2 separate regions of the Mus musculus genome follow, and region 1 is linked to region 2. Evidence: chromatin contacts called from ENCODE Hi-C or POLR2A ChIA-PET data. All regions are on one chromosome and are shown on one strand. The core of a region is the stretch at or near the end of the contact, and the rest is flanking DNA. Distances in the headings are between cores, read along the strand shown. Region 1 holds the start of Aoc3 (amine oxidase, copper containing 3). Region 2 holds the start of Rpl27 (ribosomal protein L27).

Region 1 (5,317 bases), core at 1,670-4,169, 110 kb after region 2:
TAGAGCTGGCAGAAGGAAAGACCTTCTGGAGATGACATCCTGCAGGTGTTGGGAAGTCAGCAGCTGTGGAACGTGAAAACAGCATGCTAGCATGTGTGGGACAGCTCTCTGTACACAGTGGACCCTGGAACTGAGAGCATCTGGGATGGTCTATGGCTAGGCAGTGGTGGCGCACATCTTTAATCCCTTTGACGTTGGAGGCAGAAGAGGGCATATAGATCTCTGTGAGTTTGAGGCCAGCCTGATCTGCAGAGTAAATTCCAGGACAGCCAGGGCTACACAGAGAAACCCTGTCTCGAAAATCCTTAAAAAAAAAAAAAAGAAAAAAAAAAAGAAAAAAAAAAAAGTGGCCTAACAGGGACAGAGGGTAACACTGTGACCTACTGAGAGTTTTGAGAGATTTCATAGTCAGAATAGAAAACAAACAAACAAAACCCCAACTAGGTGATGGCTCAATGTAGGGAAGAAAAAAGAGAGAAATGATCTTCAGGAAATCTCAGAGCCTTGGCTGTCTCTGTAATCACAAACCCCAGCAGCCATCTGTAACTCTCTGCTCTCCACCATATCCAGGTACCCTGCCCTGAAGTGAACGGTGCCCAGAAAGAGATCAGGGAAGAAGAGAGATTCTCTCCCAAGGAAATGGAGAACAATACTTCTTCCAAGACTGACTTGCATGCACAGGGACTCTGCAGAGCCAAAATGTCTTCCAGTGCTGTACCACAGGCCAGACAGAGCTGAGTTGGAAAGCAAGCAACTGCTTGCTTGAACGGAGGCCTACATAAACCCCAGGGACCTAGCCTTCTCCCCGGGGTTAGCCATTTCCCAAGATGTTGTAAGGAGGTCACATGTATAGAGTCTGGCAGCTTTGCAGGAAGCTAAGATCCAAATGAAACTCAGCAGCCCCTCCTTTCCCAGCCAGACTGAAGGAAAGCATAGCCCCCTACCCCAATCTTTGTTTGGTGAGCAACCTACAATGATGTCTCACCTGCCACATCCAGATCCACTTTGAAGTGAGCGCTGTGGGTGTGTACCGTGCCCAGCGTGTGCGCCCCAACTCGGTTCCCAAACTTCTCACCAGCACCGAAGAAGAAAGCTGAGCTGATATAGCCTGTGGCGTGGAATTTGACTTCTATGGCCCCATTGGGGTGGAAGACCATGTCCCATATGTAGTCGTAATTGAGCAAGGTAGACACGGATCTGACCACAAGCACCGTCCCCACAACACCCCCAAAATAATGGGAGTAGAAATCTGAGTGGTGCCGCCGGAGTGGGAGGCCCTGGTTCTGTTCAAACACACAAAATGCATCACGTAGTGTCTTGGGGGCCTGAGATTCCAGAAGGAAGTGCCAGTCCACATAGGTGGCGAGGTAAGGACAGTCTACCCCTCGGATCAGGGGGGTAGAGTATTTGCCAATGCCAAAGCTACCGTCCACGTAGCAGGTCGACATTGATGCTGGGGAATTTCCACCGTAGAGGGCTATGGCCTCCTGGACACTGATTTCATAGGCCACCCTCTCCCCTTGAAAGCGGATATCAAAGATCCTTGGGCCACTGAAAGCTCCAAGGCCAAAAGAAAAAGCCCACAAGGAAGAAGACACTTGGCTCCCCTGGACACTGAACCGGGGTCCCTGGGGATGGAACTGCAGAGGGGGAGCTGGGCCCGGTGGCACTGAGGACTTTAGAGACCAGGACCCACCTGTACCATTGTTTGGGACCAATACCACATTCACCAGGCCAGCCTCAAACTGGTCCTCCAGCTGAGTGAGACTCTCATAGTAACGGCCTTGATAGAATACCTTCTGGATGGTCCACAGGGCAGGATCCAGGGCCTTATGATCTATCAGAAGCTCCAAGCCAATGGGGTGAGGGTAAAACCCAGCCCCTGAGAGATTGTAATACAAGCCAAACCAGGTGGCCCGGTCCCCTGATTGCAAACCACGGGGGGCTGTAGTCATTGTTAGCAGGTTCTGTCCCTGGTGTTTGTAGAAGCAACAGTGATGGAGGAGTCCAGAAGCTTGGGGCAGCTCTCTGTGGAAGATCATCTCCTCGATATCCTGATACTCTCTGTCCAACACAGGACGCCGGTAATAGGGCAGGGGGCCGCCGTGGCGCTCCACAGTCACATCCCGCATGTAGGAGGGGTGAGGCAGGGGCCCCACCACCAGCTCACTCACGTTGGGCTTGGGTTGTCCACCAAAGAAGATGATGGCCAATGCCTCTCTCACAGGTGGGGGCCCCCCTCTGTCCAAGTGGGCCAGGGCTGCAGCCTTGGCAGGCAGCTGCAACTCTACTGAGAAGACACAGTTGTCCGAGGGTCGAGCCTGGGCTGCATCCACCAGCCCTGGCCCCAGGTGCTTGGTCAGGAAGCTCATCACAGCTGTCAGCTCCTCTGGGCTCAGGTCTGCAAACGGCTGGCTCTGGCTAGGGTGTGTCCGGGGCTGGACACTAGGAAGAACAGAGGGGCAATGAAGAGGTTGGCTCAGTCCACCCCCATCTCCGCTCCTGCCAGCTAGCAAGACACAAACCAAAGCAAAGATGGTGATGACAGCCAGAGCCAGGAGCACTAGGGTGGTCTTCTGGGTCATTGCTTCTTGATGGACAGGCTTCTACCAGAAATGGACTCCTTTTGGCTGGGGTCTCCCAGGCGCTAGGCAATAGCAGAGCTTCTTTGTAGTCTGCTTTTGCCAGGGTGGGAAGGAGCAGGGAAGCCGGAGCTAGGGTTGGGAGGCGGGTCTGAGCTGGCTGCAGTGATATCCACAGACCTTACATGGCTTTGTCCTCCAGTTTCCAAATCAGAGTGCTCTCTGGGTCAGGGTTGGGATTGGGGGAGAGCTGGGGTTGGGGGAAGGGGGAGGGATCTCGTCTGTGTATGGAAATCCACTGCCAAAAAGTAGCCGGGTCTGCCCCACAGACTAACTTCTCCCCCAACTCCCACCTTATGAAGGCCGGGTGTTTCCTTTACATTCAGTGTGAAGTATTGTCCTGCCAAGGAAACCCCCACTTCCAGCCTCTTTTCAAAGAAAGATTCCTTGGCCAGGTCTACCTACCCTCCCAGCCCCGCCTTGTGGCTCTTACTGTTACTAATTTCCTTGGCCAGAGTCCTTGATATTCTCCTGGGATAAAGTTCTACATACTTTAAAAAGCCAAGCAGAATAAACTCGAATAAAAATTTGGCAGACCGTCTTGTACATAACCACGTAACTCCTTTTAGATACACACACGTAAGAAGCCTGATTTGATGTTGTGAACACCAGTGAGTTTTGAAGTGATAGAACTTGTGGCGTTTGAGTATTCCAAAACATTTTTTATAAATTATCATTTCAATGGCAGAAGCCAGGGGTAGTAGTGTATATCTTTAATCCCAGTAGTCTGGAGGCAGAGGTAGGCAGATCTCTGTGAGTTAAAGCCAGCCTTGAACTCATAGCAAGTTCCAGGACAGCCAGGGCCACACAGAAAGACCCTGTCTCAAATAGAAACAGATACAAAAGACAGGCAGGAAGCAAGAATTAGCCCACAGGGATACCCAGGTCTTTAGTGCAGAAAGGCTGCTAAGGAACAGAGGATGGGAACCTGGGGGCGGGGGGTGGGGGGGTGGGGGTGGGGTAAAAATACAGGAACAGAGCCAGATGGTGGTGGCACACACCTTTAATCTCAGCACTTGGGAGGCAGAGGCAGGCGGATTTCTGAGTTTGAGGCCAGCCTGGTCTACAAAGTGAGTTCCAGGACAGCCAGGGCTATACAGAGAGACCCTGTCTTGAAAAACAAAAACAAAAAGACAAAAAACAAAATTCAGGAACAGAACAGAGGAGTGTGTACATTCCATTCTTTTTTTAAAATTTTTTAAAAGATTTATTTTATGTATATGGGTACACTGTCTCTGTCTTCAGACACACCAGAAGAGAGCATCAGATCCCATTACAGATGGTTGTGAGCCACCATGTGGTTGCAGGGAATTGAACTCAGGACCTCTGGAAGAACAGTCAAGTGCTCTTAATCGCTGAGCCATTTCTCCACTCCACATTCCATCCCTCCTACCCTGGGGCCTCACCATAGCCTCAGGCCTATAAGCCTTCATAGGAAAAGGAGGGTAAGTTGGGGACACAGTCTGCCAGCTGTTGGGTGCAGGCCACAGGGTTGATGCTGCAGAGCCCGGCATCCTGGTCCCTCTCAAAGTACACGCTGCCAGGGGAGAAGATAGAGGGATCTTCATTGAAGAAATTGTAGGGTCGGAGCAAGAAGCCCACTCTGTTTCCCACAGTCACTGTGTTGGGGATGTCCTCAGCATGGGGGATGTGCAGGAAACTGGCTGTCACCCAAGCCACCAGATCCTGTAGGAGAAGAGAAGAATGGGAGGCTAAGAATCACCTCTTAGCTGCCATTTCCCAGCCTCCAGCCTCAGCCTGGCTTCTGCATCTGCCAGCCACATTCCTACACCGAATATCTAATAACCTGGGCAGGGTGCCACTGCTGTGACTAATTTCTGCCTAGTAGGGATAACCTGTATTGGACAGAGGCCGGACAGCCAAGACATCAGGAAGAGATGGCTTTCCCCATTATCTCTAAACCCACCAACCTCCCCTAAGAGGGTTTCATTGTTGATGAAGTCAGCAAAAACCGTAGCTGGGCTCCGCATGTCGTTCTGGTAATAGATGCTGCTGCTGTGAGGCTCTGCCTCCTTCCTCTGGGTCACCACAAGCTGGTACCTGGCCAGGAATTGTAGAAAGGCAGTGTTGGGGGAAAAAAAACCAAAGCGCTTTACAAGCCTAGAATCCCTTGGATCAGATTGATACCATTTCCCATCCAGTTATCCTTTTGAATTGGAAGGCAGGTCCAGGATGTGTGAGTGCTGAAGGGGACAGGTCTTCCCTTACCCCCGTTCTCTGGGCCCTCCTCACCTCCCCCAGCTGAGAGCCCTCTCCTCGCTGCTCTCCAGAGGCACATGCACACCAGGAGGGCTGTGGATCTGGATTCGGTACCCTCGCTGGTGACCCCAGGCATTGGTCTGGTTGGTAGCCAGGTAAAGGTATCGAGGAAGAGGGCTCCCCCAGGGAAATGCAGCCAGGTCCTCTCTGCTCAGGACCTGCCTGGTCAGCTGTGGGCGCTGTAGCTGAAGCTCTGGGTTCCAGGGGGCTGCTACAGGCTTAAAGACCGCATCTTCAGCTATCACCCAGTTTTTCAAACCTGTCAGGTTAAGGAAAGGGAGAGTTCTACATCAGGTGAGGTTGTTGAGACAGGATCCCTGGGTTGCCTATAGCACTGGTCTGGCCAAAGGCAGCAGGGAACACCTGTGCTCAGAGACGTGAGCCTGAGCAAGTGC
Region 2 (5,895 bases), core at 1,159-3,658:
TGGGTGTACAGTAGTCAACTGTCAGCACCTAGGATTTCTTAGCATTTAATGCTGCCTCCATACACACAGGCAAAACATCTACATACATAAAACACCACCATCAAAACACCAAAACCACCCAAAGAAAAACAATTTAACTGGGTGGTGGTGCCAAATCCCTTTAATCCCAGCACTCAACAGAGGCAGGTGGAAGCTAGCCTTGAACTTATGTGGGAAAAAACAAATCCTAACTATGTGTTTCCGTACACACGAGTACAGGTTCCCTCTGGAGACCAGAAAAGGGTGTCTGATCTGGAGATGGAGTATAGCAGCTTGGAACCTTTTAACATCATCAGGTTCTGGAAATTAAACTCAGCAGCTCCACAAAAGTAAGTATCCTAATGACTAAGCTTTCTTTCTATCCTGGTTCAAAACAAAACTGCACAGAGCCCTCTCCTTCCACCCTTATTCGGGTTCCAGGGATTGAACTCCGGTCACCAACACCAGGCCCTAAGCTGTCTCACAGCCCAAAGAAAACCATCTCGTACAAAGGTGAGGGAAGGCAGACCAGACCCTGTCCTGCGTACCCTAGAAGACAAATCCAGCAACCTGCACTTAATAAGGGCAAGCTGGAGAACAGAAAACGAAAGGGACCTGAGACAGGATGCTCACACCTGAAACCCAGAACACAGGATTCCGAATGTGAGGATAGCCTTGTGCTAAAAGACAAACAAAAACGGATGCAGAAAGATTAATGAACTACAGACTCTATCAAGTCTACTCCCCTCCCCTAACAGCGCTGTGGTCAAACCCAGGGTCTTGTATCTGCTGGGTTACAGTTATACAAGCTTAGCATTCTCAAGATGGAGGGAAGACGATCCCAGGGGCGGGAGAGGAAAGAGCAAGGGAATATGATGGCCCTTTCTTGTTCCACAGCAACCACAAGGCTGCCTCTTCCTCAGAGGAGGATGTGAACTTGCAATTCCATTTCTGGAAGGCTCACCTTGTGGGCATGAGGTGGTTGTAGTTATAAACTTTCACAAAGGACTTGATCTTGGATCGCTTGGCGATCTTCTTCTTGCCCATGGCAGCTGTCACTTTCCGGGGATAGCGGTCAATTCCAGCCACCAGGGCATGGCTGTAAGGGCGGTCCGAGGTGCCATCGTCAATGTTCTAGACGAGAAAAGGGAAAAAGAAAAGTCACGTTACTGCTTCGGCCCCATCTTAGTAAAACTATGTTTACTGAATACACCCTCCACATCTCTAGATTACTCCTTTAATGCTAAGAGTCAACAGGACAGTAACTCTGAGTTAGCCAGTGTTGACTCCTGTCACAAGGAGATTTAGAAGTCCATCAAGGCTAACACTCAAAGTGACCCCTAACACCTTCCCCCATGAAGCTAGTTAAGGTTAAAGCCCAGACTGCAAAGCGGGCAGCCTAACTAACCGGTTCTAGCTAAATGACAGGAGCAGGAAGCTGGAGAGGCCAGTGGTCTTGTGGCTAGGACCACAAGGGTTTATAAAACTGGTAAGAGGCAAGTAGCAAAACGCTCAAACACACCCAGGGGATGCTCTCTAAGTGTAAGTAGTGTCTCCCATCCTACATCCTCTCAGCTGCCTGCAGCACCCATTACTTTGACCTTAAGTAACTTAACACCTCGAAACCTTAGTGCCGGAAATTAAGTTACTGCAAGAACTATACACCACAGCTGTAATATGTACAATACACAGTGGCCACCATTACTACCCATTATGCATTCGCCAGTGCCTATTGTTAGGACAGATCTTAAATTCCCATCCGGCTCATCTTATCCAGCAGCCGAAATCCGCACATGCAAGCAGTCTCAAGAGCCCCGGGGGTCTGGTACCTTCACGATGACGGCTTTGCGTCCGGAGTAGCGTCCGGCCAGGACCAGCACCACTTTCCCGGGTTTCATGAACTTGCCCATCTCTGCAGAGACAAAGACAAGGAAGGAGCCGCTCACAAGTGTGTAAAGCGGAAGGCCCCGGAGCCGACGTCTACCTGCGAGCCCCGGTCGTAGGCCCGCGACTTTAGATCACCCGCTGCCGACTCCGCCACGCGGCCCGGAGGTCCTGCTCGAGGGATGCGACTCCCCGTGAAGCCGCCAGAGGCTCAGAGTCCGAATGAGCCCAGCAACCCGACCCCGGGACCGCGATGGCGGCGGATTGCAAGACCCTCTCCAGGCCTTTACTCACCGACAGCAGGCAGCCGGCACCCAGCAGAAAGGAAAGGAGGGCACTTCCGCTAACCTTTCACCTTACGGAGAGGTGGCTTCACTTCCTGTCCCGCCTCCCAGGCCCAGCCATGCCCCACGGTTGGTGGTCAAAGTTGTTGGCGGAAGGAGCTCGTCAGGGAGGGTCGGGCACTGCGTTTTTGAACCAAGCTTTATTAGCAGCACGAGCAGCAGACAGGAACAGAGCGTTCCGGTTCCGGCGTGTGGAGGGAGGAGCGAGGATGACACCTGAATGTGAGCTCTGTTCTGTCCCCTTCATTGCTGTAGTCCCCTACTCTGCCACTAGGAGGAGGACAGAGTCTGAAATTCACAGTTTTGCTTTGTAAGACCGGGCTTTGCGGGGGTGTGTGTGTGGGGGGGTGTGGGTGTGTGTGTGTGTGTCAGTGGTGGGCGGGGGTGTGTTTGTGTGTGTGTGTGCTGCATAAACCTGTAATCCCATCGTTTGAGGGGCTGAGACAAGAGTTCCAGTTCTAGTCCAACGTAGGTTACATAGACTCTGTCTTCCATAGGTAAATAAATTACAATTTATTTTAATTTAAATAATTTAAAATTATTATCCATAAGAAACAAAATGACAGCCGGGCGTGGTGGCGCACGCCTTTAATCCCAGCACTTGGGAGGCAGAGGCAGGCGGATTTCTGAGTTCGAGGCCAGCCAGGTCTACAAAGTGAGTTCCAGGACAGCCAGGGCTATAAAGAGAAACCCTGTCTCGAAAAACCAAAAAAAAAAAAAAAAAAAAAAAAAGAAACAAAATGACCTCCTCGCGCACAGTTAGATGAAAAATGAAAAATGGAAAAGATCAGACAGTATCCTTATCTCCAACATTCAACCCGATGATGTCAGATATTGACTACAATAAGCATGTGGTACTCCTAGCTTTTAAAATATATTTTTAAATTAAAATATATATTATATATTTGTATATATATATATATATATATATATATATATATATATACACACATATATGTTGAGATTTAGATTTTGTTTTGTTTTGTTTGGTTTGGTTTTTTTTTTGAGACAGGGTTTCTTTGTGTAGCCCTGGCTGTCCTGGAACTCACTCTGTAGACCAGGCTGGCCTCGATAGATTTATTTTTATTTTTTTGTATGAGTATTTTGCTTTTTTGCCTGCATGTATGTATATGCACCAAGATGAGTGTCTATTCTCCAAGGAGGTCAGAGGAAAATGTTGGATGCCCTGGAACTGGTTTTACAGATGATTGTGAGTCACTGTGTGGGTGCTGGGAATTGAGCCTGGGTTCTCTGCAGATCTTCTGCAAGAGCAGAAACTGCTCTAAGTACCATCATCTCTCCAGCCCCTATTTATTATTACTTCAATATTTTTCAGTTCATTTTTTTTTTTTTTAAAGATTTATTTATTATTTTATGTAAGTACACTGTAGCTGTCTTCAGACACACCAGAAGAGGGAGTCAGATCTTGTTACAGATGGTTGTGAGCCACCATGTGGTTGCTGGGATTTGAACTCTGGACCTTCGGAAGAGCAGTCGGGTGCTCTTACCCACTGAGCCATCTCACCAGCCCCCTTTTCAGTTCATTTTAAAGGACTTATTTTCAGTTATGTGTATGTTGATATGTGGGTATGTGTGAGAATATGATGCCCACATAGGCCACAGACATTGGATCTCCTGGAGCTGGAGTTACAGGCTGTGGTGAACCATTTGATGTGGGTACTAGGAAGAGAACTGGGCTTCTCTGGAAGAGCAGTAGTGCTCTCCACTTCTAAGCCACTTTGCTGGCACTAATTTCTGAGACAAAGTCTTACTCTGTAGCTAAAGCTGGCTTGGAAGTCACATTATAGCCTAGGCTGGAATCCAGCTTTCAGTGATCCTCCTGCCTCAGCCTCGTGAGTCCTGGAACCACATCTGGATTATACTTGCATTTCTGTATCCAATAAATATTTTGGGGGGGGGGTTGAAACAGGGTTTCTCTGTCTAGCCCTGGCTGTCCTTGAACTCATTCTGTAGACCAGGCTGGCCTTGAATTTAGAAATCCTCCTGCCTCTGCCCCACAAGTGCTGGGATTAAAGGCGTGCGCCACCACTCCTTGGCTAAAAATGGTTTTATATTTTTTTTTAAACTGTCTACCCCAAGCTGCACTTGAACTCAGCAATCCTCTTGACTCAGCCTCTTCTATCTGTGACTCCAGTCTTGGGTCACCATCCCTGGCTCCAATTAAAATATTTTCTGAAGCAGGAGGTAGCATTTCCCAAGGTGATGAATAGACCAGGCTCCCTCACCTACCAATTCTAGAATACATTTCACCTGCTCTCTCCTACCTACCAGTTTTTTTTTTAATTTTTTTTTTAAAGATTTATTTATTATTATATGTAAGTACACTGTAGCTGTCTTCAGACACACCAGAAGAGGGAGTCAGATCTTGTTACGGATGGTTGTGAGCCACCATGTGGTTGCTGGGATTTGAACCCTGGACCTTCGGAAGAGCAGTCGGGTGCTCTTACCCACTGAGCCATCTCACCAGCCCCCCTACCTACCAGTTTTTAAAAACATTTTTAAACTCTTTTTTTTCATTTTATTGGAACTTACTTTTAATTGTGAAGTCAGTATGAATTAGCTAAATGTTGATTGTTAAAGAAAAAATTAAGTATGTAGAAAAATGTAAAATATTAGATATAAGGAAGGGACACCTGTTATTGGACTTTGGACTGTTTAGGCTGCCTACATTTTATAGAGATCAACATTCATTTTACACATATGTTGATATACATGAAAGTTTCAGATACATTATATATGATGTAGTTTCTCTCTATGTGTGTGTGTATTAATTGCTTTACATATGTGAGTGAATTTCCCAATTTTACAGAGAATAAAATAGCATAGAGATTTATGGATTGCCAAAAGTCAAATATTTGTAGTTTGGCTAGGTTTACCTGACAGTGGAATTTGTATGTACCCTCCATAAAAACCTCTCTTATGTAGAATGAGTGACTATAAGGATGATAGCCCATCACTTGGTGATACTAGTGTCTCATATGAAGATTTTTGCTGAATCTTGGCAGGTACTCTAGCCATAGGTGTGTGGGACAGCAATTGTCCAGCTATGTGAGATGGTTGTTCTGTTCATTTTTTTTTTTAAGATTTATTTATTTATTATATGTAAATACACTGTAGCTGTCTTCAGACACACCAGAAGAGGGAGTCAGATCTCGTTACGGATGGTTGTGAGCCACCATGTGGTTGCTGGGATTTGAACTTCCGACCTTTGGAAGAGCAGTCGGGTGCTCTTACCCACTGAGCCATCTCACCAGCCCCTTTTAATTTTTTCACAGTAGCAGCTATCCCACTATATATGTATTTTTATAACACTCCATTATATATCTTAAATATGAACAATATACATTTTAAAAAGAAATAAATAAAATCCATCTTTAGAATAAATCATATGAAGACCTCATTTACTAATGAGATTAGTATATTTTATATAGAAATAACCTTAGAACTCTTGAAAATATTTTCTTTCTTTTTTTTTTTTTTTTTTTTTTTATTTTTTGAGACAGGGTTTCTCTGTATAGCCCTGGCTGTCCTGGAACTCACGACCAGGCTGGCCTCAAACTCAAAAATCCACCTGCCTCTGCCTCCCGAGTGCTGGGATTAAAGGCATGCGCCACCACGCCTGGCGAAA

Evidence for each region. A loop is a pair of places that touch in the nucleus more often than their neighbours do. ChIA-PET counts read pairs that join two places held with the same protein, here RNA polymerase II (POLR2A).
Region 1: a loop to region 2 is called in a map of v-Abl transformed pro-B cells, with 2.2 times the contacts of the local background. The contact joins the promoter of Aoc3 here to the promoter of Rpl27 in region 2. A Hi-C loop is called at or near these places in 1 of 37 maps with a recorded cell type or tissue (v-Abl transformed pro-B cells). POLR2A ChIA-PET finds 5 or more read pairs at or near these places in 4 of 5 experiments (Patski and embryonic stem cell).

What each region holds. Positions count from the first base shown.
Region 1 is chr11:101,328,208-101,333,524 of GRCm38, reverse strand. Aoc3 (amine oxidase, copper containing 3) reads right to left here and starts at 2,919. Exons shown (of 4, transcript NM_009675.2): 1 at 986-2,919. The coding sequence starts at 2,585. Aoc2 (amine oxidase, copper containing 2 (retina-specific)) reads right to left here. Exons shown (of 4, transcript NM_178932.1): 2 at 4,896-5,181; 3 at 4,574-4,703; 4 at 3,826-4,328. The coding sequence ends at 4,062.
Region 2 is chr11:101,438,758-101,444,652 of GRCm38, reverse strand. It overlaps Rpl27 (ribosomal protein L27), which reads right to left and starts at 2,408. Exons shown (of 5, transcript NM_011289.3): 1 at 2,197-2,408; 2 at 1,848-1,930; 3 at 983-1,152. The coding sequence starts at 1,928.